Regions from separate parts of the Homo sapiens genome. Here all the other regions are linked to region 3. The links are chromatin loops, found by intact Hi-C in ENCODE. Cell type or tissue: dorsolateral prefrontal cortex. All regions are shown on one strand.

The links. Peaks named below come from ENCODE experiments on the same cell type or tissue, not always from the same donor. Only the 100,000 strongest peaks of a DNase experiment are listed, where the experiment ranks them.
Region 1: it touches region 3 in a loop (3-fold over the local background); 63 of 110 quality-filtered maps call a loop at or near these places.
Region 2: a loop joins it to region 3, with 9 times the contacts of the local background. A loop is called at or near these places in 58 of 110 quality-filtered maps.

The regions. Positions count from the first base shown.
Region 1 is chr18:37,441,623-37,449,622 of GRCh38, forward strand. All of the region lies in intron 2 of CELF4 (CUGBP Elav-like family member 4), which reads right to left. Among named protein-coding and RNA genes, the nearest start is that of SNORA111, 21 kb to the right of the region's middle. In dorsolateral prefrontal cortex, a CTCF peak has its summit at 3,305 (motif pointing right); DNase peaks (open chromatin) are centred at 1,063 and 3,329; H3K27ac peaks cover 2,414 bases.
Region 2 is chr18:37,338,854-37,346,853 of GRCh38, forward strand. All of the region lies in intron 2 of CELF4 (CUGBP Elav-like family member 4), which reads right to left. Among named protein-coding and RNA genes, the nearest start is that of SNORA111, 120 kb to the right of the region's middle. RefSeq lists an enhancer at 2,650-3,210. In dorsolateral prefrontal cortex, a CTCF peak has its summit at 4,643 (motif pointing right); a DNase peak (open chromatin) is centred at 4,638; H3K27ac peaks cover 241 bases.
Region 3 is chr18:37,534,998-37,542,997 of GRCh38, forward strand. All of the region lies in intron 1 of CELF4 (CUGBP Elav-like family member 4), which reads right to left. Among named protein-coding and RNA genes, the nearest start is that of CELF4, 27 kb to the right of the region's middle. RefSeq lists an enhancer at 5,509-5,803. In dorsolateral prefrontal cortex, CTCF peaks have their summits at 3,063 (motif pointing left) and 3,263; DNase peaks (open chromatin) are centred at 3,044 and 4,095; H3K4me3 peaks cover 989 bases; H3K27ac peaks cover 3,682 bases; H3K27me3 peaks cover 926 bases.

The sequences.
Region 1 (8,000 bases), 93 kb before region 3:
AGTCAGACCATCTGCTTTGTGGTCACCCTCTATCTTGCAAGATCACCCTCTTTTGGGGAAGGTGCATATTAAACAGAAGGGGACACCTATCCACCCAGGGTTTCAGGAGTGGCAGCCAGCTTGCCTCCCCACTCACCACTAGGCTTGTGGCCTGGGGAGCATTCTATTCTTGAAGGCCCAGTGCAGTCCTCCTCCCTCAGGAAGTCCTCCTGACGACTGCAACTCACACCCATTCCCCCTCCTCAGAACTCCCCTGAATCTCCACACCTGAACTGCAAAGACCCTAGATGACACGGTGCGTCACCGAAACCGCAAAGACCCTAGATGACACCGTGCGTCACCCAAACCGCAAAGAACCTAGATGACACAGTGCGTCACCCAAACCGCAAAGACCCTAGATGACACGGTGTGTCACCCTTTACCTGGGGCATTTCCTTTATTGGGTGCCCCACTGGCTCCTGCTGGCACAAAGCTGGGCCTGGCCAGACTTGTGGACAAAGGATGAATTACCCAGGGGCTTTGGGAGGGTGAATGGAGGAGGAGAAGAAAGGGATAAAAATCAGCAGCAGCAGCTCAATGGAAGGAACAAATTAAAAAAATGACGAACATGGCTTCTGTAGGGACCCATGCCTCCAGGCCCACATTCATCCACCTGCTTGCCAAGTCGTGACATAAAGAAATAAAGATGGAAGTTGAGAATCCACACTCAATACGCACCAAACTCTTAGATCTCAGATTGATTCTCACTAGTCATTTGAGAATACTTAAAAACTAGATCTCAGAAAAAAAATTTTTTTCCCTTTGAAGCAGAAATGGCCCATTTGCAAATTAATGGCTGGGTGGGCCAAGATACCCTCTAGAAAGGGAGAAGGGATGGCTGTCAATAGCTGAGGAAGGGAAGGTGGCTGGGGTGAGGGTCATCACAGTGCATGCTACTGCTGAAGGGGGCTTGGCCCAAACAGCACAGCGAGCCCATGGGAAGTCCACATGGCGACTCCCGGGAAGGTTGCTTTCAGTCCACCGGGCACATTTCCAATACAAGGAAACAGATTGTGCTGTGCCTCGTCTCTGGACAGTTGCTAAGAAGAGGCTCGGCCGCTGGTAGCACAGTCTGCAAGAAGGGCTGTGGAACCCTGAGCCACCTGTATGGGAATGAACAAGACGTCTTACGGAGGCGCCTTGCAATTGTAGAATTCTCTAAGGAACATCTGGGCAGGGCTCCATAATCTCCCCCTCTCCGTCCTGTTAAGCTCTCCTTCCTTTTCTTACACAGTACCTGCTACCAACCACACTGCCTTCTGGGTTAGTTTGCACCTATCTTCCTAGTCTTGTCTGCACCCTTACTTCCCACTACCTTTTGCTTTCAAAATTCTACCCATCCCTAAGCCTCCCCTGACTTCTGCACGTGTGGCCAAACAAGGGGCAACTTGTTTCCAGTGCGTAGCTTTTGTCTTCCCAAATGGGAGCTCCTGGAGGGTGAGAACCTGACGGGAGTGGGGATGGGATTGGGAAGGGGACGTGTCTTCTGTGGATTAGAGCTAAACCCTAGAGCCTCACAGGGGGCAACGCCCTAGCCTGTCTCTGTCCCTCCGCCTCCTGAGACTTATTTCTTCTCCTTCCTTTGCTTATAAAAGTGGAAAAGTAGAAAAGACCTGGACCATCATTCTGCTTGTTAAAAATAAACACAAGAGGCAGGCTCTGGGTTAGATAAACAGGGGAGTGGGGGGAGGGTCTCCCAACTGCACCATCTGCCCTGTGCTACCCCATACTGATTCTAGCACACTCCCTCTGCATAAAGGCCCTGGGCTGGCAGGAGAGGAGGCCCATGGCCTGCTGCAAGGTTTGAGAGAGCTCCCCACCACCGAAGTGTGTGCATGTGCCGAAGTGTTTTGGCAGAGGGGCTTCAGCCAGCGTTTCTCAAAGCAGGACAATGACATCATCAGTGTGGGTGGAGGCTTTCATCCCTGAATGGCTGGAGAGTGGCTCCAAGGCTCCCCTGGAAGGCCTCAGGAAGAGGGTCCAGGCTTCCCTGCCCACATCTTCATTGGTATGAAAGGGTGGGGAGCAGACCCTGATTCCTCGGCTCCCTCTCCCTCTCCCTCTCTGTGTCGGGGCTGGGGGTGGTCACTGACATGGAATCCTGAGCCTCCTTCTGTGTTCACAAGCTCAATCCCTTTTGCGCATAATTCATCCGCCCTCCATTCGCCAGATATTTACTGCTCACTCTGCCCAGCGAGATGTCAATTCAACAAATATTCAGTGTGCATATTCTGAGTGTCAAGCTCTAAAATAGATGCTAAAAATTTAGAGGTTTCTGCAACTGAATATGGGCCTGACGTGTATCTGTGAGATTCTCCTCACGCTCTATAATCCTTGGCCTTGAATCTCAGCACTGCTACGTACTGGCTGTGTGACCTGGGGCCAGTTACTAACTTCTCCCTGCCTCAATGTTCTCATCTGTAATTGGGGTTGCTGTGCTGATTAAATGAGTTAACATATGCAAAATGCTCGATCAGAACCTACTATACTGATGTCCCAAGTTCCTACTATGTGTGAGACCCTGACCCTGAGCCCATTCTCTTGACCCCAGGGTGCTTACCCTGCATTTGGTATCCAGGCACCTGTATAGACCCCCTGTGTGGGTAGGGGTGGATCCCCCCTAGCATCCCCGTCCTGGACTGCAGCTCAGGAGTCCAGAGCCCGAGATAGGTCTGGAGACACTGTAGGCAGCCGGGCAGGAGCTGTGTCTGGACGCTTTGACGAACTCCCTGAGAGAGGCAACCGTGGGAGGAGGCAGCGGGCATCATCTGTGAGTCCTTCGGGGGTGCTGGACTCCATTTATGGTGAGGTCACTTATGAATATTAAATTCTTTGCTCCAGGCTCCAAAGATTCCCACTGCCCTGCTCTACCCAAAAGCCAAGGTTACAGCCGTAATAAACAAAGCTGCCCTTCTCCAAGAGAAACATGCTCTCTCTCTCTCTCTCTAGCATGCATACACACACACACACACACACACACACACACACACACGCGAACGATGCAGTTTCAGAGGAGGAAGGAGGGAGGTGGGGAGGTGCAGGGGTGGGCTAGTTCCTGGGTATGGGGTGTTTCTCTGCACTGTCCATGGCCCCGACAGGCTCAGGAGGGGCCCTCCAGACGAGGCTCCCCATTCCCTTCTGCCTCCCCGTACCTCCCTCCCGGAGTAAGATTCTGAGAGACACTAGGTATGGTCACCAAAAGAACTTGAGTTGACTCTCAGAAAATAAAGGGAGTTTCCAGGAGAGGGTGCTGTTGGAACATCCTGTGTGCGTGACGCGGGCTCCTGGGCTTGCGGCCTGCAGAAGGGCACACACAGCCTGCCAGCTTCAGGTGCAGACAGAGGCTGGGTGGGGCTGCTCGGAAAGGAGGAGGGGGCATGTAACTGTAACTTTGGTGCACTTTTTAAAGACATAGCCTGAGGGCAGGACCCAGGAACCTACCTTTTAACCAGCACCTCTAGTTCTGGCTGATTTAGGTGGCCTGGTGCTGAGGACAGGCTGAGAAAGGCTGGCGAGAGACTAGGATCCTACATCCTCCCCTCCCCACCACACTTCAGAGACCCTGGGCTGCAGAAGCGGGAGCAGAGGGGCCAGTCTGAGCCCTTTGCTGGACATCCTGCCCCAGAGAGCGCGGCCAGGGTCTTGTTTCTCTATTCTCCCCCAGGGGAGCAGAAATGGAGCCTGGAAGGGTTTCTCGGTGTTTCGGTAGGCTGAGTCCCTGAGTTGGGTTTGGGGTCTGCTGCTGAGTCCCTGAGGGGTGTCTGGGGCCTGCAGCTGGGGTCTGGGGTCGGTAGTCACAGTGCTGGCATCCAAATGTGTGTGTGACTCAGAGTTGTCACCTCGTGGGGTAGTGCTGCCGCCAGACAGCCTGGGGCTGAGTTACAAGGACACAATGATTAAGATGATTAAGCAGAGGAGGGGGGAGCAGGGAGAGAGAGGCAGGCATGAAGACAATGCCCGCAAGGATGGGGTGGCAGATGCAGGGAGGCAGAGGCCCAGGGAGGGGCAGAGGGACGGGACAGTTGGAAAGAAGGCAACTCTTTCCAAAAGAGAAAGGGAGGCATAAGTCCGATGCATTCCGTGTCTCCCATAGAGCTTCCCCTGAGAAGCTGAAGAGGAGAAGAGGCAGAGAAGGCAGACAGGGAAATGGCCACGGGAGGCCTGGAAGCCTCATGTCGCCTGTGTGCCCGCAGGTCTCTTTCTCTGTCTCCCACCACCACCATCCTCCTCCTCCTTATCATCTACCCTTTGAGTATCTACGCTATGCCAGGCCCCACGTGGACCCAGCTTTTATCCTCTTCACAACCCTTCAAGGCAGGTATTAATATCTCCACCTTACAGAGAATGAGAAGGAGGCTCAGAGTGGCGAGAGCCCGGACTTTGACCCAGGCTTTGTTAGCGCCATCCTCCCCTCATGCTTGCGGTTGCTGCTCCAGAGAAGGTCACAGACATGGATGCTTTGCCTTAGCAGGAGCGGACTAACGTGGGTGGTGGGGCTGTGTCCAGGTGGATTGTGCATGTGATGAGGAGGGTCTGCAGACTGCATAAATGCTACAGCCATGCCACACTTTTGAACCCTCATTACCCATGTGCAAGAGACGGATGGATTTGGAGATCAAGGACCTTGTATTGTAGGCCAGGGGCTCTCCAGGCCAGTGACACAGCCCCAGCCTGGAGGGGTCGAGCCAGGCCTGGGTGACCAATGCAGCCCCCCAGGGTCCTCAACTGGGGGTGCTGTTGGGCTCCCTGTGTGAGGGAGGGCAGGAAAGGCTTGGACTGTAGTTTCCACAGGTTCATATTTGAGTCCTGGCTCTACCACTCATGAGCTGTATACCCTTGATTAAAGTCCCTGGTCTCTTTGTGACAGCTTCACCACCTGGAAGATGGTCCCAGCCCCCAGTGTGTAGGGTTAAATGAGAGTCCATGTAATGCACTGGACACAGTTTCTGGCACACAGCAAGCATGCAGTAAATATTAGCTAATATTTCTTTAATCATTCAAATAATCATTTATTCTTTGGTTCCCACCCTTCCTCCTCTCTCTACCTCTCCCTTCTCCTGAGCTCCCTCTCTCCTCTCCCCTCATCCCTCACTGTCAAGCCTGTTTTCAGAGAGTCTATCAGGTGTCAGGAGCCACTCACGAGAAGACCATGGTGTTGCTGGGCAGCACAATTAAGTCAGTACCACATTACTGGTCATTTTCTGTGTGCAAAGCCCTGTAATTTGCACAAGACACACTGGCCTTTCTTTTTCCCTCAAGGAGCTTCTGCCAAATAGGAGATCCTTGGCAAGTATAGGAGTGATTTCACTCATTCACTCACTCATTCATTCACCATTAAAATATCCTTCCTTGACTATCCAGCAGTGTGTGATCAGTTGCAGAAATGAGGAGATGCAATAAAATCCTGCCATAGTCGCTAAAAGTGGAATAAGAAAAGAAAAAAAAAATAATCCGATAAAGGGCAGGGTCTCATTATTGTGAGGCCAATGAAATGCCACAGTGGGTGCCTGTGCAGCCAACGGGCCAAGGGCTCTGGAGCCCAGAAGCCAATCACCAAACACTTGGCATCCAAATTCATGTGATCCAGAGCACGTCACAGAGAGGCTCCCTCTTGATTACAAGACTCACCCTCACATGCTGGTTTGTGAAGCGGCTTGAGTGCATTATCTTGTTGCATCCTCCCCATAGCCCTGGGAAGGGCTTCAGGTGTCACTACAGACACTGCACAGGGAAGGATGGTGACTTCCCACAGTTCCCCAGTGCTCACTGTCAGAGTCGGGGCCTCACTTGCACCCCGTGCTCCTTTACCACCCCTTCCAATCCCCATTGACCCGAACTGGGCCTTCCTCTCCTGCAGCTGGAGGGAGCGACCCGTTTTTCTTTCTCTGTGCAGGCTCGCTCCCCAGCCTCCAGGAGCTCCCCAGGGGCCCTGGCCCACCCAGCACATCCTTGGCTGCTGGAGGGCTCAGAGCCCTCTTTGCAGGTCAGCTGTGATGCCACATGGGCCCTGGGTTGAGGGGTGGGTGTCTGCACCCTCTACCCATCTGGGGCATGACTTTATTTTCTGATTCTTACCTGCCCTGGTGTTCGGGTTTGGGCCAATGTTCCTGAGTTTTTATTGACTGCCTGTCTTTTTGTGGGAGATTCATTCACTTATTCAGTGCCTCTTCCCATCTTTGTTCATTCATTCCACATGAGCCAGTGGAGAACCCTAACAGCCAGATGGCCAGCACCACTGGGTGACCATCCCCCAAGCACCTCCACCTCTCCTCCGGGGCCATCCAGGGCTCCCTGCAGCTCCCTTGCTTCCATCCTGCTGACACAAATGAGACGTATCTCTCCTCAGAGCCACATTGGTATAAGCCTAGGTCTGAGTACACGGTGGCATTCAGTGATTCCCAAATTAAAATGATCTAGAGCCATGAGGCAGTCGAATGGCCAGTTGTGCAGAGCATCGCATAGTCATTACAGGTAACTTTTGGATGCTCAGTGGTGCTGACATCAGCAGGAATTTGCTTCCCGGTTCAAACTGGAGGGAGTGGGTCTCTTGTCACTGAGGCCTTGAGGCTTGTGCATGATGACTGGAGCCTGAAGCCCGGGCAGTTCTCCAGGAATGAGTTCTCTGAGGAGGACGGGGCCAGGGCCCTGGGTGCTGGCAGAGGACAGAGGAAGTCCTTCCCTTCCCTACCAGTCACCAGTCCTCTGAGGTGTGCCTCCAGCCCACGGCTGCACAGAAGCCTCCCTGACTGCAGCCCCACTGACAGCTGAGCCCCCTGGCGAGGCCTTGCCTTCACACGGTATGGCCCTATGCTGTCCCCTCCCGGCTGTGACCTCAGTGCCACGGCAGGGCATGTCCAGCTCTGACGCATTTGCTGACTGGCTGGGGATGGGGAGTGGCAGCCATCCCCACCCTTTCCGTCTTGCGCAGGTGCTGGCCCCTGACAGCGTCCTGGCATCTGGGAGGCTGGCGGGAACTGCCGTGAGCTGCTCTGACCGCCTTCAAGGGCACTGCCAGGAATAGATGTGGCCACCCCACTGCCTGCATGGGTCTGGCAGCCTCGAGTGCCCCATCTCCAGACTCTGCGCTTCCCAAGAAGTGCTCAGCCCACTGCCTGGTTCCTTGGAGATGAAAGTTCCGTTTGGTACTGGGACCTTGCTCTTCAGAATGTGTCTACTCACCCTCCCATGGCATGGCCCAGCAGATGCTATCCTGCCCACCCTCTGGGCCCACACGCCACAGCCACTGGCCAGGCGCAGACACAGAGCCAGCTGACTGTTTGATGCCAGCATGGCCCAAGCCTCATGAGCTCCCCCAATGGGTTTGTCCAAGCAGGAAACCCTTAGTGACAGCATCACGCTCCTTTGCCTTTTTGGCCAAGAAACAATGCCAGGGAGATGAAATGACTTGCTGAGTCACAGCTTGCCAGTAGCAAAACCGGACCACCAACCCACAGCTGGTTGCCCCAGCTCAGTAGCCTAGGTGTTCATAGGAAAGAGATGGCTTCAGGATTGGAGATCAGGGAGGGCTGCAAGGAGGAGGAGGCATCTGAATGCTTTAGAACGATTTGGGTCCTGAGGCAAGAGGAAGGATGTCATCCTAAGGGATGGGGAAGCATGGGTTGCCTTTGACTGAGAGTTACTGGGCCAGTGTGACTGGGACAGCGGGATCATGGGGGACAGGGAAAGGAAGAAGCGTGCAGCCCAGGGAAAGGGGCATGACAGTGCTGGGAGCTTGATCTCAACTCTGCTTCCAGGCTGGCTATGGGATTCTAGGGAGGTGGGAGAAGTTCTACCACCCACTCATTTAAGCTTGCAGGGTTCTTTGAGAAGCCCTATGCCACTGAGTGACAGGCCCTGTTCCAGATCCGGGGATACAGCGGTAAACAAATTCCCTGCTCCTGAAGCACACGGTCTAGTGGAGGGGGACCAACAATGAACATGCAAGTCAGGGCGTAACTGGT
Region 2 (8,000 bases), 200 kb before region 3:
CATGCCCAGCGCTGTGCCCCAGGGCCAGCTTGACGTCCTTTTTCTTCCCTCCACCTTTCTCTCTGGACAATGCCCTGAACCCCCACTGCCCCAAGGAAGACCAGGCAAGAGGATGGGCAATGGCCATCGTTTGGGTCTCTGCATCCATCCTGGTCCCAGAGCCCAGGGTTCCTAGCCTCCTTTGACAGGCAGAGCTGATGCGGGCTGTGTGGGCACAGGAGGCGCAGCCCAATTTTATAAGCACAAAGTATTATGATTGCATTGATTTCCATCATAAATCATATTTCCTATCTCCTGCCTCTCTCTCCTGCACACCCCAAGTTAAGCCTTGGTATTTTCTTTAGCTGCTGCCACTGCCAAGCCTGGAGATGATATTAGGATAATGATGATAAATTTTACCCTGCTGGCAAGCCACTGCTTCTGTATGGGGGAGGGAGAGTGTTTGTCCCCCAAATGGATCCCTTGACCAGAAAGTGGGGGCTTGGCTTGCGCCTGGAGGAAGGAGGATGCTCACCAGAGCTCGGCTATGTGGGTCCATGCAGATGGATAGGTGGATGCATTTGTGTGAGCATGAGTGTGCTCATACATGTAGTCATGTGTGTGCAAAGCCTGAAAGGTGGCCAGGCACAGTGGCTCATGTCTGCAATCCCAGCACTTTGGGAGGCTGAGGCAGGTGGATGATTTGTGGTCAGTAGTTTGAGACCAGCCTAGCCAACATAGTGAAACCCCATCTCTACTAAAAATACAAAACATAACCAGGTGTGATAGCACACATCTGTAATCCCAGGTACATGGGAGGCTGAGGCAAGTGAATCGCTTGAACCTGGGAGGTGGAGTTTGCAGTGAGCCGAGATCGCACTACTGTACTCCAGCCTGGGTGACAGACTGAGACTCTGTCTCAAAAAAAAAAAAAAAAAGGCCTGGGAGGCATCTTGCTGGGTTTCTCGTGTGTAGACGCATGGTCATGCCCCTGCCAATGAATGAACACATAGCAGAGGGGGGCAGGGGGCAAAGGCAAGGGGAGAGGGTAGGCGCTGAACTTCCCAAGGTGCAGCCACTCCCAGCCTTGGGATTGCCAGTGACTTGGGGTTCTGTGTGTCCGGCTGTTTCCCCCATAGAGTGCACCCCACCTGCCATCAGCGCATTAATCCTTATTAGCACGGCTGCGTTAAGCCCTTTCCTCCTTAACAGCCTCAGCAGCTTCCATTGTCATGTGATTGAAATGGGGTCTCCCCCTTTCCTGACTCCCACCACAATGCCCAGCCTGGGGGGCACTGATAGGAAAATGTCCGCACACATTTTCCTACCAACCCCAGCCTCAGGAAATCTTGCCGAAGTGCAGCCAACAACCAGGCTGGGGCACCCATCCTGACCTCAGAAATGCCACGTTAAGTGAGAGTGAGAAGCTGGTTAGTGGCTCTCCGAGCTCTCAGCCTTGTGCCTTTGCCAGCTGGGCTGGGCTCAGCCCTGACTGAGTTGGGGCTCCTCCAGCAGGTGATAATGTCACTGGGGTACCCAGACCAACATGACAGTGCTCCTCACAAGGTCCTGGGCTGGGTCTTAATACAGTGGGGGAGTCCAAGGGGAGCCTGTAGGTTCTCTGAATTGGGGATGAGCCTGGGACAGGAAGAAGCTTCAGTGGGGACATGGTCTTGTGGCTGATCATTCATTAATTCTCTTGTTCATTCATTCACTCAACAACCATTCCTGGGCTGAGTTCCCTCTCGTCTCCCAGTCCCACAGGCCTGAGGGTGGACCCCAGTGGTCAGTGGGCTTTCTGTCTTCTACACCAGGGGCGGCCAGCCTGAGATCCCTGAGCAGAGGTGTGTTGGGTTTTCTCAGATAGTCACAACTAAAGAAGTCTTATTTTTGAAGAACGTGTCCATGCTGATGTAGTTGACAATGACAGTGAATCACAGACACAGAGAAGATGCAAGGGCTCTAATCCTACCAGGCACAAGCTACTGGCAGCATCTCACAGGCAACCCTGGTTTGAATGCCTCTGCTGACTGGAGGCTCACTCCACGCATGAGTCAGCTGTTTTCATCTATTCGACATTGTTTCAGTGATATCAAGCTAACGTCTGAGCCACTTGTAGCTTCCACTGTTCAGTCCCCAGCCATTCATACAGGAAATGCCTAACTTCTCTTCTTTAGAATAATTGCTTAAAGTAGGGATGGTGAAAAGAACCACCTTGGTGAGCAGGGAAGGGCACCAACCACTCAGACTCCCCAGTGAGGATTCAGTAGGGCACTTAGATAGGAAGTGAGGTTTCAGGGCAGGATTTGGCTACCATGTGCAGGAAATGGATTCATCATGGTTTGAATAACCAGGCTCCATGGGTGTGGCTGTGTGTCCTCCCAGGGGGCCTTGGAGGGGACAGCAGGTTGGGCTCTGGTCTGTGTAATCAGCAGCCCTGGGATCCCAGAGGGGCAGACTGGGAGGAAAGTGCCCACACTGGGCAGCTAGCTCAGCATGCGATGTGCTGCTGACAGTGGGAGTGGTCTGGGCCACAGCCCACATGGGGATGTGGCATTTAGGTCAAAATATGCAGCGTGTTCAGACACAGGAGAAGTATGTTCACCTTACATGAGGAGGGTTAAAGGAGACTGGGGCCACTCAGCCTGAGCAGGTGCAGGGGCATCCCACTGGAAGGCAGTGAGTGGAGGGCATAAGGGCTTTCCACCTGGCTCTGGGGTCAGGACGTTGCAGACAGTTCACGCAGGAACTCCTGGTCCAACATGGGCACAGGCTGCCTGGAAGCTCAGAGTGTCCTCTGCCCCATGACTGTGCTCTATCCAGCAGAACCTATGGGCTGCTGTCCAGCATGCTCCAGAGGGGACCCTGCCTGGGGTGGAGTTGGGCCAGTGACCACTTAGGTTCCTTTTGACTCTAGGAGTGTATGATGACAAAAGGAAGTGCTCCTAGGAGCTAGGATGGTGAAGGTTTCAATCCAACAATGCTTGCCTCACAGCAGGCACTTATCGTTCTAATGGATCCCTGATGCCATTAGGCTGAAGATCTTCCTCCTCCAGGAAGTCTCTCCTGATTAATCCCACAACTCTCTGACTCATCTGGGTCTCCTTGCTAAGACTCGCTTACTCTCCTTGTTTGTGATCTATCTGTAAATGGATGTCTGCAGGTTGCATGTCTGTGGTGCTTGGTGTTGTGTGTGTGCGTGTGTGTGTGTCCCAATCTCCTCTCAGGTGGAGGACAGGAGAACAGTGGAGCTCATCCTTGGTGCCACACACAACCTTTTCTTCTCCACCAGCCCCTTAACTTGGTCTCTTAGAGCCATCCCTGGCAATTGTGTCCTGGTAGGGCTGTGGCCATTTTGTATCCACATAGGAATTCAGATTGGGGAAAGATAACAGCACATGCACACACACACACACACACACACACACACACACGCTGGGCACATGGCAGCCTCTCCACCTCCTCCCCAGTTTTCTGTTCCTGCCAGCAGTCCCTAGGGCCCCATAAAGATAGCAACCTTCTCTGAGCAGGTTAGGCCTGGAGAGTGCAAGGGTGGAACAGTCTGAGAGCCGGGCTCAGAAAAAGTGACCCCATGTTCTGTTTCCTGATGCTGCAGCCTGGTGGGGAAGGGGGCCTGCCTCGGAGGGTGAGAGGCCTCTGAGAGGCAGTGGAGGGCAGGAGTGAGGAGTGGGCACCACCCTCCCCTGTGCTCTGCAGCTGTGCCCCTTCCTCATCCCAGACTGGAAACAGCTCCACTGGGCCTCAGGTCTCCCCAGGGAGTGCAGGCCAGGGTCCAAGCAGAGTGGGGGAGCCTGGGTTCCTGCAGGCATCTCTTAGCTGTGTGACCCTAGGCCAGTTAACCTCCCTGAACCTCCATGCCTCCATGTGGGAAAGAATGGGGGAAATAATAATCCATATTGAGCTAATGTAGATAAAGATGTGTTGTGAGCTACATGGGACAAAAACTAATGCAAAAAAAGTTGAATCTCACCACTCCCATTAGTGCAAGGAAGCCCCCTGGGTTGCAGCGTGAAGGATTCTGTGGGTGGTGTCCCCCCCAACCCCTATGTCATGTCCCTGGCGGTCCCCATGGCATGTGGGTGTCTGTGGGAACATGACCCCCACTGGGAGTTGCCCACTGAGCCATTCCCGTCCTTACACTGAAGGAGGAGATCCTGGAAATGAAACGTGTGGGCGGCAGGTAGATGTGGGAGCTGGAAGGGTGTGCACCGTGTGACCACAGGTGAGAATCGCTGGTGTGCTAAGAACAGACCAAGGCCTCTGGAAACACAGGGAAGCTTGCTGTGCTTATGCCTGTGCTGGGCTAGCAGCAGTGTCTTCTACCCTTACTTTCTGAATTTTAGTTGGTGAGAAGAGGTAGAAAAGAAGTGTGCATGGGAATGACTGCGTCTGTGTCCCTGTGTTTGCAGCAGTTTTGTTGTGAGGCCCTGTGTGCATTTGGGTGTGGGCCATTGTGTTGAGAATGGGTGTTGATTCTGTGTGTGTGTGTGTGTGTGTGTGTGTGTGTGTGTGTGTGTGTGTGTAGACACGGGGTGGGGAGGGGGATGCCACTTCTGGGTGTGACATCCCAAAGGCTCCAAAATCCTGAAATCTTAGAGGGCGCAGAGCTGCATACAGCCACCAGATGGCAGCCGGGTGCAGTCTAAGGGTTGCCGGCCAGGCTCGGCTTTGTGTTCAGCCTCCCCACCTCCCATCCCACCCCTGGTATATGTGGTGCATATGTGTGTATATGTGGGGTTGCGTGTGTATATGTGGGGGTGCGTGTGTATATGTAGGAGTGCAGGAAGGGACTGCCTGACTGCAAGCTGGGCACCTGTGCGTGTATTCAGAGTGGCCAGTCTGGGCATGCTGCATCCTCCTCCTTGCCATGACAGCTGGATGCTGCTCGTGTTCCGTGCCCTGCGAACCTTGGCTCTCTAAGAATACGTGTGCAGACAAGTGTGCACATGTGCTGCAGCAGACCCCATCCAGACTCCCCACTCCCAAACCCTCACCTTTCACTCCTATCAGGCTGTCCACTTCCAACTCTCTGGTACCCCTCACCACGGCTGGTTCTTCCCTCCCTCCTTCACCCTGGCTGTTCCCTTTGCCAGGAATGGTCTCTCTGCAACCAAACTCCTCCCCATTTTTCAGAGACTTCTGTCTAAGAAGCCCCTTCTCCAGGAAGCCCATTAGATCTCTTAGCATCAACCTTTTACCCCCATTTTGCTCCTTTTCTGATCACCCATTGCCTAGGACTGTCAGCTCCACACTGTTCATCCACTGCTGGCTTGATGTGGCTCATTCAGGAGCCTTCCTCGAGAGGTTGAGTTCTGCAGGGTAGGATGGGGCTGGGCATCCACAGTAACACCAGGTAAAAACCAGATCATTGAGGAGCACATTTCCCCACTGACCTGCCCCATGGGGTCCAGAGAGCAAGTGCTGAGGACAGACGTGGCTTACACATGGCAAGCAACCCGTGAAACACAGAACAACCCGTGAAACAGAGAACAAGTGACTCCCTGGAAATTTGGCAGGCATTGCCACAGCACTGGGGTGCCACGGGGCAGAGACAGGGGGTCAGGGGAGAAAGAAGTAACAGTGAGTACAGTGGCTCCCTGGGTTTTAAAATCCAAAGTTAAGCCATTTGCTTTCTAGGAAGTATTGAAAGGTAGCATTATACCTTGGCTATAGCAAGAGAAACTACAGGTAGACTCTGGAAGAACTGGTCTTTGCCGAGGTGAGGAAAGGCTCTGGTGTGAGCCATGAAAGCTTGTTCCCTTGGAGTTAAAAGGAGCCAGAGTCACCATGCATATGTGCACAGCTTTCTGTATTTTTCATCATGTCTTGCTATCCATGCACTAACCCCATGTTACATGTTGGCAGAGGGTTTTCAGAGGCATGCAGACGCTCGTGAACCTGAAGACAGAAGCTGTCACCATTCCTGTTTGACAGATGACGGGAACGGCTGCAAGGGGAGGGGACACGCCCTGGCAGCCCAGCTTGCTGGTGGCCTTGCAGCATCCTGGATTTCATCCCCCTAGAGATGCACATGAAAATCCTTGCCCTTTTTGCAGACTCTAAGAGGGGAGTGTGCCCTCCCTGATCCCATCAATGCCTGTAGCCCCCAGTTCTGCTCCACCTGCCAGAACCCACTTCCTGTTTGTCCAGAGATGACCCAAGTCCATGTTTGCAGGATGTAGAATGTGCTGGGGTGGAGAATTGGAGAATGGCTGTGGAGGCGGACAGAAAAGTTTGGGTGCCTCGGGAGGCTCTGTCTCTGGAGGGGCTGGAGTCCCCAGGACTGGTGTACAGAGCTCCTATAAGGATGGGTTTAATTAAAGGATCGTTAGGTTAGGCCAGGTGTCATCTCAGCAGGGGCTACCCACACCAGCCCATTCCCCAAAGAAGAACTGCAAGAAAGCAAGAAGGTTCCCTTCACTCATTTTAATTGTTCCGCAAAAGACCCTAAATGCAAGACAGCATCATAAGGTGGAGGAGTGGGAGAGAGACGAAGTGGAGAGAGGGGCAGGGAGAGGGCAGAACAGAGGGTAAGACCAGCAGCCAAGAGCTGGGCCCTGGGCACAGCCAGCCTCTCTGTGAGCTTTGGGTGTCGGGGGTGGGGTGGGGGACACAGGCTCCCCTAAGGGATGGCTGCATGGCCTTAGAGACCTCGGTTGCAGCAACCAGCACATGGTAGATGCTCAGTAGACATTAAAATGAACTGAGTGCTTTGGGGTGGGGTGGGGCAGACTTTCCTATGGGTGGAGTGGCAGCCTGGGGAATTCAGTGGAGGACTCCTTTGGAGTGGCTGAAGGCCTGGGAGGCTCTGGGGGAGGAAGCTGCTGGTTGGGAACCCCACCTCAAGAACCTTTTGAGCAGGTGTCCTGCTGCTCTAGGCTGAAGGGAGAATGGAAACAGGCCCCAGGGAGGCTGGGGACCCCTGATATAGAAAGGCACAGCCTACCCTGAGGCTGAGGTCTCTCCAGTCTCCTGGGTCTCTCCTGCATACCTTAGCACTCCCAAAACCACCCACCTACCCACCCTCTTCAGTGCTGAGGTGGCTGAATGGGCTCTGAGGCTCCCAGTGCATGCCTGGCCCCCGGAGCCCCCAGGAGTTCTGTCCCATTTCCTGGAGTGGCAGCTGGGCAGGTTACATATACTTAATTACTAGTAATTAAAAAACTGATTACTCCAAATGGCGCCCTCCTGGGGAGAACCGTGCTGTGCCTGTCCTGCTGGTCCGCCACAGAGGCCATTTCTGTAGTGTGGAGCAGGGACCAGCCTGCAGCCTCCTTCTATGTCTGCTGGAGGATGAGGGCTCCCTATGTCAAGAACAGTGCCTGCCCCCACCTCCTCCAACTGGCCTGCCCCAATGTCTAGTGCAGCTGCATTCCGGCATCACTTTAGTGGATGAGTCACTGGTCCCCTCCAATGTGCATATCCCTTGGGAGGGGACATACCCAGAATGCTATAGGTCACAGGGAAGGAGCCTCTGTAGGGAGCCCAGGGGGAAAAAAGAGCTCTAGGCTCCAGGGGAGAAGTGGGGAATGAATGCAGAGTGTGACAGAGGCAGGGCAGGTTTGCCAGTTGCAGAGCTGGTATCCTAGAATTGACTTGTTTTAGTCATTCTGCGACTGGGGTTCAGCAAGCACCTAGTACATACCAGATATGGATGGACCACCTAGTCGGGTTCTTTGTGTGGATGAAGACACGCCAGGAGGTGGGGGGCAGGTACATGAGCCATGTTCAGTTAGGAAAGTGCTGCTGGAACCAGGGCAGAGAAGAAAGGGGTGCCCAGTTAAATGGGCAGTTGGAGGAAGCATCGCAGAGGAGTGGTTATTGAGGGCGAGGCTCGGGATTGGAGTCAGTTTGGGGAGGAGTAGGTGGAAGGGGTTTGGGCAATGGCAGCTGCTTGTGCAGAAGCCCTGGGGGATTGGCAGAGCCTGGCAGGAGGGAGGAAGCCTGGGGCAGCCATGGGGGCAGCATGTCTCATGCTACCGCTGGGATGAGGAAGTCAG
Region 3 (8,000 bases):
TACATGGCAGGCTGACGGAAAGCTGTCCTCTGTACTCATTTCCTCACCCTTGAAGCTGTCTGAAGGCATGGCTAGTCCTAGGCACCTGGCTGCCGTGTGGCCTCGGATGGGAGGTGGGCCTCCCTGCACCCAGGTCTTCTCCAACAATAGAACACCATGCTGGAAATCCTCCCTGACTATGGAGGATTAGCTAATTGGTGATTCTGGAATTAAAAATAATGCCTCTGTATGATTTGGACCAGGTGGAATCTGACTCTTTAGATTAAAATCTACATGACAGTACATACCTTATTGGCGTTATTTATTGTCTTTTTGTTGTTTTTCCTAGTCAGTCTTTTCAAAATGTTAAAATAAGACTGAATTCATTGTACGGAACAAATTCTGAAGACAATTGCTCCTGTTTCAAAGAGCAGTGGCCCAGGGATCCGAAGTTGCAGACTTTCCGAGCAGCTCCCAGTCCCCACACAACTCTGAGATCTATATGGCAAAATTCAGGAGCCACCTTTATCATATTAGTCTACAGTGATCATGAGAGTAGCAGGAAGAGTTCACGTAACCCATCACTTGACATGGTACACGCTCCCCTGTGTGCACATGTGGGCCGTTAGGTAATACACGTGTATTACTTAAGAGCGTTTATATGTACTGTGAGCTCCGAAGGGATAGTAAGCAGCCACGTTCTGAACACGGGATTCAAGCCAGCCCTGAGCACCCCTGGGGAAAGGGGCGGCCACCAGGAGGCCAGGCCACAGAGGAGCATGCTCAGGTGAGCCCTGCCATCACAGTGTGGAGATCCCTACTTGGATCCACACTGGCCACGCAGCGAGAGAGAACACGATTCACTTCCTGGTAAAAAGGACCTTGCTAACCTTTCCTGGTCTCTTTTTGGGTTCCTCTAGTCTCGAGGGCCTTGTGGCTGAACAACAAATGTTATTGAAAACTTTAATTCCTGTTTTTGGGGAACATCCATCTCCCTCCCCACGCCCCTGCACATATGTCCTGTTTATGTCTCTTCCTCTGAGGATGGTGCTGACAGTGCTGGGAGCCCAAGTTGCATCCTGGGTGTCATCAATGCTCCTCTGGAACCACTTGCATTGTGGTTGAAATTTCCCCTGACGCCTGGACATTTTTTTGTTGTTGTTGGTTTCCCTGGAAATGACGCTCTCTGAATCACAGCTGTTTGGAGCAATGAGGGGAGGTGGGAGGATACTCCCTGGAGGGGTGATGGGAGGGGTGGGGTGGCAAACAGGCTTTTCCAGGGAAAGCTGAGAACTGCACAGGCCAGAATGGTTGTGGGGTAAGGCTTGTGGTCTTCAGAGTCCCAAGGGACAGGTGTTAGGGCGAATGGTGCATTGGAACCTGAAGGACTGGAAACTCTTTCTTCTCTAGAGTCTGACTCTCTTCTTTGTACTTTCCTGTCTCCCCCACTCCCTCCTAAAAGGGAACTTCCTGAGCAACAGCCATCTTCTCAGCCCTCGGCAAGGGGTCCCCAGCTACAGGTCTATGCAGGGCACCTGTGTGCTGCTCGCTAGCGCCTTTTCTCCACGTTTTTGCCTAATCTGAGCATCACAACATCTGTGTGGGATGGGTGAGGCAGAGATTGCTATTTGCATTTTACAGATGCAGATAGGGAGTGGGGGAGGTGGTGGCCCACCTGAGATGGCACTGTGAGACAGGAGGAGCCCTGGCCCCAGTCCCCAGGCAGCAAGTCCCCGCACATCTTGCACTTGCTCCCTCCCACACTCCGCCATCACCATCACCCCCATCTCCCAAAGCCACAGGCTCGTGTGCAGGCGGCCCAGGCTTTCACACGCTCACATAAAGCTCCCAGGCCTGGAGGGAGGCTTGGAGGACACCTCCCAGTGATGTGAGCTGTGCTCTGCGAAGGGAGAGAGGAGATGCCCCACCTTGCCAGGGGGTGCTGGCTGACTCACTTCACAAGATTCCTACACATAAAGCCAAGGACAGATGTGATCTGATGTAGCACATTCCCTGGGACTGTCCCACAGCACGACTGGCGGGTGTCATAGGTCACCCATCCTCAGCCTGGCTTTCCCGACCCTTCTGGCCACTCAGCCCTTACCTGGGCTTTCTTCTGTGCCCTCGCCTCTTTGTCCCTGGCATTTGCCTCCTCCTCTTGTATTTGTCTTCTCCCCTTACATTTTCTGCTGTGCACTCAGTTATCACCACCTTGATCATGACTTTCATTTGAATCTCCAAACTGTCACTGCCCAAACCAAACATAGGCTGGTTCTCAGAGCAGGAAGAAGAAAAATCGAATTTGGACCCAATTCCTTTGGAGTTTGGGAAATCGCACCCAGGCTGGACTGAAGGGGCCCTGTGTACACGCTGAGAGCCTGGCATTCTCGGAGGAGAATGGTGCTCTCTATCCAAGAGAAAGAGTTCCCAGCAAGTCCTTGGGGGTGTCTTTCTGCAAAAGGGCAACCTGAGTGCTAACTTCAAATGGCCTTTATGATTAAGGCAGGGAGGCCAGTTCCCGGTCGGGTCTCTGTAAAAGGACATGGTTCCTCTGTCATGCCTCTGCAAAAGGACATGAAAATTACAGGTCTTCGGGGACCATTTCAGGCTGCTGTCTCCACCCCAACTCCACATGTGAGCCTGACAGGGGCTGTTTATTTTATTTCCTTGCTTCGCTGTAGGGGTTCAGGGATGAGCCCCGGAGGTGGTGACAGATGGAGACACCCCTCCCTTTGCTTTCTCTGAAAGTAAACTAAAGAAAATACACTCATTTTATGTCCGCCAGACACAAGCTCCTCCTGGGAGAAAACTTTTTTATTCAACCTGAGGTGCCCACCTGATCTGGGAGGGTCTTGGGATTTCTCTCGTCCAACCAGGCCTGCCTCCTTGGAGCCCTACCCTCCACATGGAAGCCGCGGACGTGACTCCCCGACCTGGTGTCCCATCATGGGCTCACCCCACGGGGCTGTGTGATTGGGGCACAGACATTTGTGCCCTGTGCCCCGGAGAGTCCCAGGCGCTGAATCCAGCTCTGGAGGCGGCCGGCTCCTTGGTCCGGGTTGTGCAGTAGTCCTGGTGCCCTCTGCTGGCCACGTCTGAAAACACAGGCGGCCTCTCGCCGCATCGGGCGGACCTTCCGGGAGGCCAGAGGGATGGCGGGGTGGGAGGGCGGCCTCCTCATCCCAGGGGATGGCCCTGGTCTCTCCTGTGTGCACCTCTGAGGCCCTGCTCTCTGTACTGTGTGCCTAGGGATGCATTCCTTTTTCCTTGTCTCTCCATGGAAGAAAGACCTCACACCTGGCTCGATTCTTCACTGGCTGTGTAGCCCTGGGCAAGCTGTCCAACCTCTCTGGACCTTGTTTTGCTCTCTGAAAGGTATCACCCATCTTCAAAGTCCATTACAAATGCCAGTTCCTGTGTGTAATCCTCTCCCGAGCCGTCTTACCTTTGGCTGCTGAGGCCTGGAGCCTCTCTCTCTGGCTCTCGACTCCTTCAGGGCAGAGGCTCCTTCCTCCCTTTTTGCTTTTCTGAATCCCCCAAGCACCCACAACGCTGTCTTTACCCAGAGCAGGCACTCACTCAGCAAATACCTGTTGAATTGATTTGTGTTAAAATGGCTGCCTGGGACTAGTGATTCCCTCAGGTGCCTCCTCTGCTCTGATTCTTTTTCATTCCAATTGTCGCTTGTGGGTTGGTCTCATTCCCAGGTGAGACTTTAGATCCTAGAGGGCAGTGTGAGGGAATAGCTGGCCTGGTGCTTTAGCGAATATAGAAAGCAATTCTGACATTGTGGAGCAGTTACTTACGGGGTTCTCTCTCCCTCACTCAGCAGCACATTTCCCAGAGCCCGACTGGAAGATCCAGGCTGTAAACAACATGCTAAGGCGGGACTCCTGCTCCGTTCCTCCCGTCACCTCCCGTGTGCCTCCCCTCCTGGCACCTCCTCACCCCAGCACCCCTCTCTGCGGAGTCTCCTTCCCTGGCCGGTGGGGACCCCTGCTGCTCCCAGCAGCTCCCTCCCTGCCCCACCCTGCTGCTCTCAGGAAGCAGTGGCAGGCTTGAGAATGAAGCAATCCTCGGTCTCATCAGGGTTCTCAACGCCCTCCCCGACATGACAGACTCTTCTCCAAGGCTGCTCCTGCGCAGCAAACACACTGCCTCTTGGAAACGACAGTAACAGCTAATGTTTATTAATAGCTCACAGTGTGCTGGGAGCCTCTCCGAGAGCTTTGCACATATTATCTCATGTAATGCTTCTAATAACCCTCAACAATGGCTCTGTTATTATCTTTATTTTATAAAGAGAAAGCTGAAGCACAGAGAAGTTAAGCCACTTGCCTAAGGTCACCCAGTTAGAGAGTGGGAGAGCCCACATTCCAAGCCAGACAGTTTGATTCCAGAGCTCTTGTTCCTGACATTCCTTCAGGCAACAGGATGCCTGGGGTGGTGGACAAGGGCTGGGCACCTCTAAGACACACACACACACACACACACAAACACACACACACACACACACGCGTGCACGTGCACACACAGACACACAGCCTAAACACATGCACAGCTGTGTCCCTTGTGCTGTGCGTGTGTGAACATTCCAGTGACAGTCACACATGCCCATGTGTGTGTCTTCACTCATGCACTCTTGTTAGTCAGTGCACACGCAATGCTCTCCGCACTGTTTGATAGAACTTTCTGGCATGCAGAAAATGTGCTATGTAGACAGCACAGACTGCCTACCACTGTAGCCCCTCTTTACTTGTGGCTGTTGAACCCTGGGCATGTGGCTAGTAAAACTGAAAAACGGATTTTTAAATTACATTGGAATAAAGTTAATTTAAATGTAAATGTAAATAGCCACACACCGCTGTTAGCTACCAAATTGGTCATGCTGTCATGGGCTTGCTGTGAGGATGGAGAGAGGTGATGATCAGGTCTCATGTGCAGCGCAGGCCTGGCACATTAGAGAGCTGGACAATAGACATAGCTTTATTAATAACTACCCAATTATAACAGTGCATATGCATTGATGTGTGCGTAGCTCTCCCTGTCTCCACCTAGCCTTGCAGCCAGACACCCCATTATTCTTTACCAGGGCAGTTGAATACCACCCTCCTGACTGTGGGCTCAGACCCCAGAGTATCTCTCAAGGTGACAAGGAAGGAGGGCTTGGCTCTGGAGTGCCTGTGAGAGAAGTTTGGGGTGGGGACCCAAGTGCCTGTCTCACTTGCTGGTACCCAGGAGGATGTGGAGAGGTTGCCTGTGGCCCTAGGGTCCTCCCGTCCACTGGCTCCCTGGCCCCAGCCCAGAGCCTCCCAGGTACCTGGGTGAATGATTACATCTCTCATTTGTAAGTAAAACAGCAGCGTCTCTCTTTGTGTGTTGCTTTTATTGTTTTTTTACTTTAAAACAGGGAAAACGGGCCAGCGGTCTGCCTCAGGCATTTGGTCATGGCTCTGGGGGCCAAAGAGAAGTTCCCAAGGAGCTCTTCCCTTCTAGGGGTTCAGAGAAACGAGCCAGCACGGTCAGGCTGGTGGGGGTGGCTGGGTCGGGATATGTGGGCCACAAGGACACAGATCGTGGGGCAAGCTGGGTGGGAAGGCTCCAGACGCAGCAGTGGGGCAGGGAGGAGGGAGCTCTGCGACCTACATCACCACTGTGAATCTGGCTGACTCACCCCTGGACAGCAGTTCCCGCTCTCCCTGCTGCGTGGAATGCAACCTTGGCATCCTGGGAAAGATGCTCCAAGAAAGGGCAGCAGCAGTGGCCCTGGCAAGGGCTGGAGGGAATGAAGCTACAGCATGAGGGATTTAGGTGGGAGCATGGGAGGGACAGAGCTGGGCTAAGTTCTGTGAGATGGTGCAGGACAATTTGAGGCAGGAGGAACAGTTTCCTTTATCTCATTCATTAATGACAAAGTGAGGGCTGGCAGTGTCAGTGTGGGTGAGCACCTGCCTGGAGGTGGAGTGGGGGCATGGGGAAGGAGGACTCCCAGCATCCTCTGTTCTAGGCTTCACGCATGCATGACCTCATAGTGTGCATCACACAGTCTGTGACCTAATTGATGCTCAGTCCACACTGAGGAGGAACAATAATCACATCTAGGAAGTCTTGTTTAATTTGTTCTATTATAAATGACTTTAAATACCATGACATATTGATGCCTCTCAAATTTATACCTCCAGCCCAGATCACCACTCTGAGCTCCAGGATCATATTCCACCTGCCTTCCTAATGCCTCTCCTTGGACATCTAACAGGCCTCCCGCTCTCAGCAAGGCCAAATCAGAATTTTGATCATCCATCCCTAAAACATGTTCCTTCCCAGTAAACGGCCCCACTCAGCACTGAGTGCCTCTATTCGTCCTGGGCGCCTCTCTTTCTCCCCACATCACACCCAATCCACCAACAAGTCCTGGGACCCCTATCTCCCAAACACATCCTGACCCCGTCTGTTTCTCGCACCTTCACTGCCCTTCTTAATCCATGCCCCACCATTGCTCCTCTGGCTGCCCCCCTCCGTGTCTGCTCTCCTATAGCAGCTGGCTCCACACAGCAGCCGAAAGATCTCTGTGAAACATACATCGGAACATGGCTCTTCCAACACTTCTTGCTAACCTTAGAAAACAATTCAGACACCCCTGCCAGGCCTGATACAACCTGCCCCCACCAGCCCCTCCCACCTAATTCTCCCCATTACCCCAGGACACGCCTGTCACACTGCTCTTCCTCCTGTCTCTTGAACACACAAAGCCCATTCCTGCCTCCGGGCCTTTGCACCTGCTGTTCTCTCTGCTGGAAGTGCTTTCTCCCGCCATGTCTGCTTGTTGTTTGGATCTTGGCTTCACTGTCAGTTCCTCAGAGGAGCCCTCCCCACTGACACGTATACAGCGGCCCCAGTCATGCCTCATCCATATGTTTTAATTCTCAGCACAACACTTATGATCAGGTTTTTAATTTTAATTTTTAATGTATCATCTGACTTCCTCATGAAAATGTGAGCTCCAGGAGATCCAGAGGTTTCTGTGCCATGGTCATCGTTGTGACTCCAGCAGTGGCACAGAGTGGGTGATCAGTAACTGTTTGTGAATGAGTGAATTATTCAATCCTGATGGTGTTTGTGGGAGAAGGCCTTCTGCCTAGGGTAGAAGTGGGAGCTCATAAATGTGTTTCCTGGACTGGCTCTTGTGTACGAATTGCAAGACTAATTAAACTCATACATATTTGTGGAAATGCAAATATAATTTTATTTACCAATGACTGTAATAAAGGTAAATGCTCCTTACTTAAACAAACAATTCACTTTGGGAATAGAGCTGTAAACAGAAGCAATAAATAAACACTCGTTATTGAGTGCTCGCTGTGCACCCACTGAACTTCACGAGCTGGCTGCTCTGATCTTCCATGGTGGCATCTACACTTAGGAAGGCTGAAGCCCAGTCATGAAGACCTCTACTCCCTGGATGTGGGTACTTAACCACAATAGGCACAGGCGCTCTTCCCCAAGCGTACGACTCATGGGAGCATGGCTGGGCATCTTGGCTGTGCCACTTACTTGCTCCGTGCCCTGGGAAGTTAGGGCAGTTAAACTCTGTGCCTCTGTTTCTTTGTCTGTAAAACAGAAATTGAAATGTTCTCCTAGGAAAACTGGGAACATTAAATGAGATAGCACATTAGAGCACTTGGCATCATGCTGGGGATACGGTAAATGATAAATACATGTTAACAATTCCTCTCTTATTATTATGATTATGATTATTATCATTATATGAGACTATTCTAGATGTTTCTACATTTTCTCACTTAATTGCCATAATAACTCATGAAGCCAGTGTTGTTATTCTTGACTTACAGGTTAGGAGACGCTCCAAGCTCCAGGAATGAAATGCCTTGCCCCTGACCATTGCCTGGCTCTCAGACATGAAAACCCAAGTCTCTGGGCTCTAGATCCAGTGCTCTTTCTACGACATCACTCCTGCCTCCCTTGAACTTGGTTAGAGCCCAATACTGATGAGGACTCCCCAT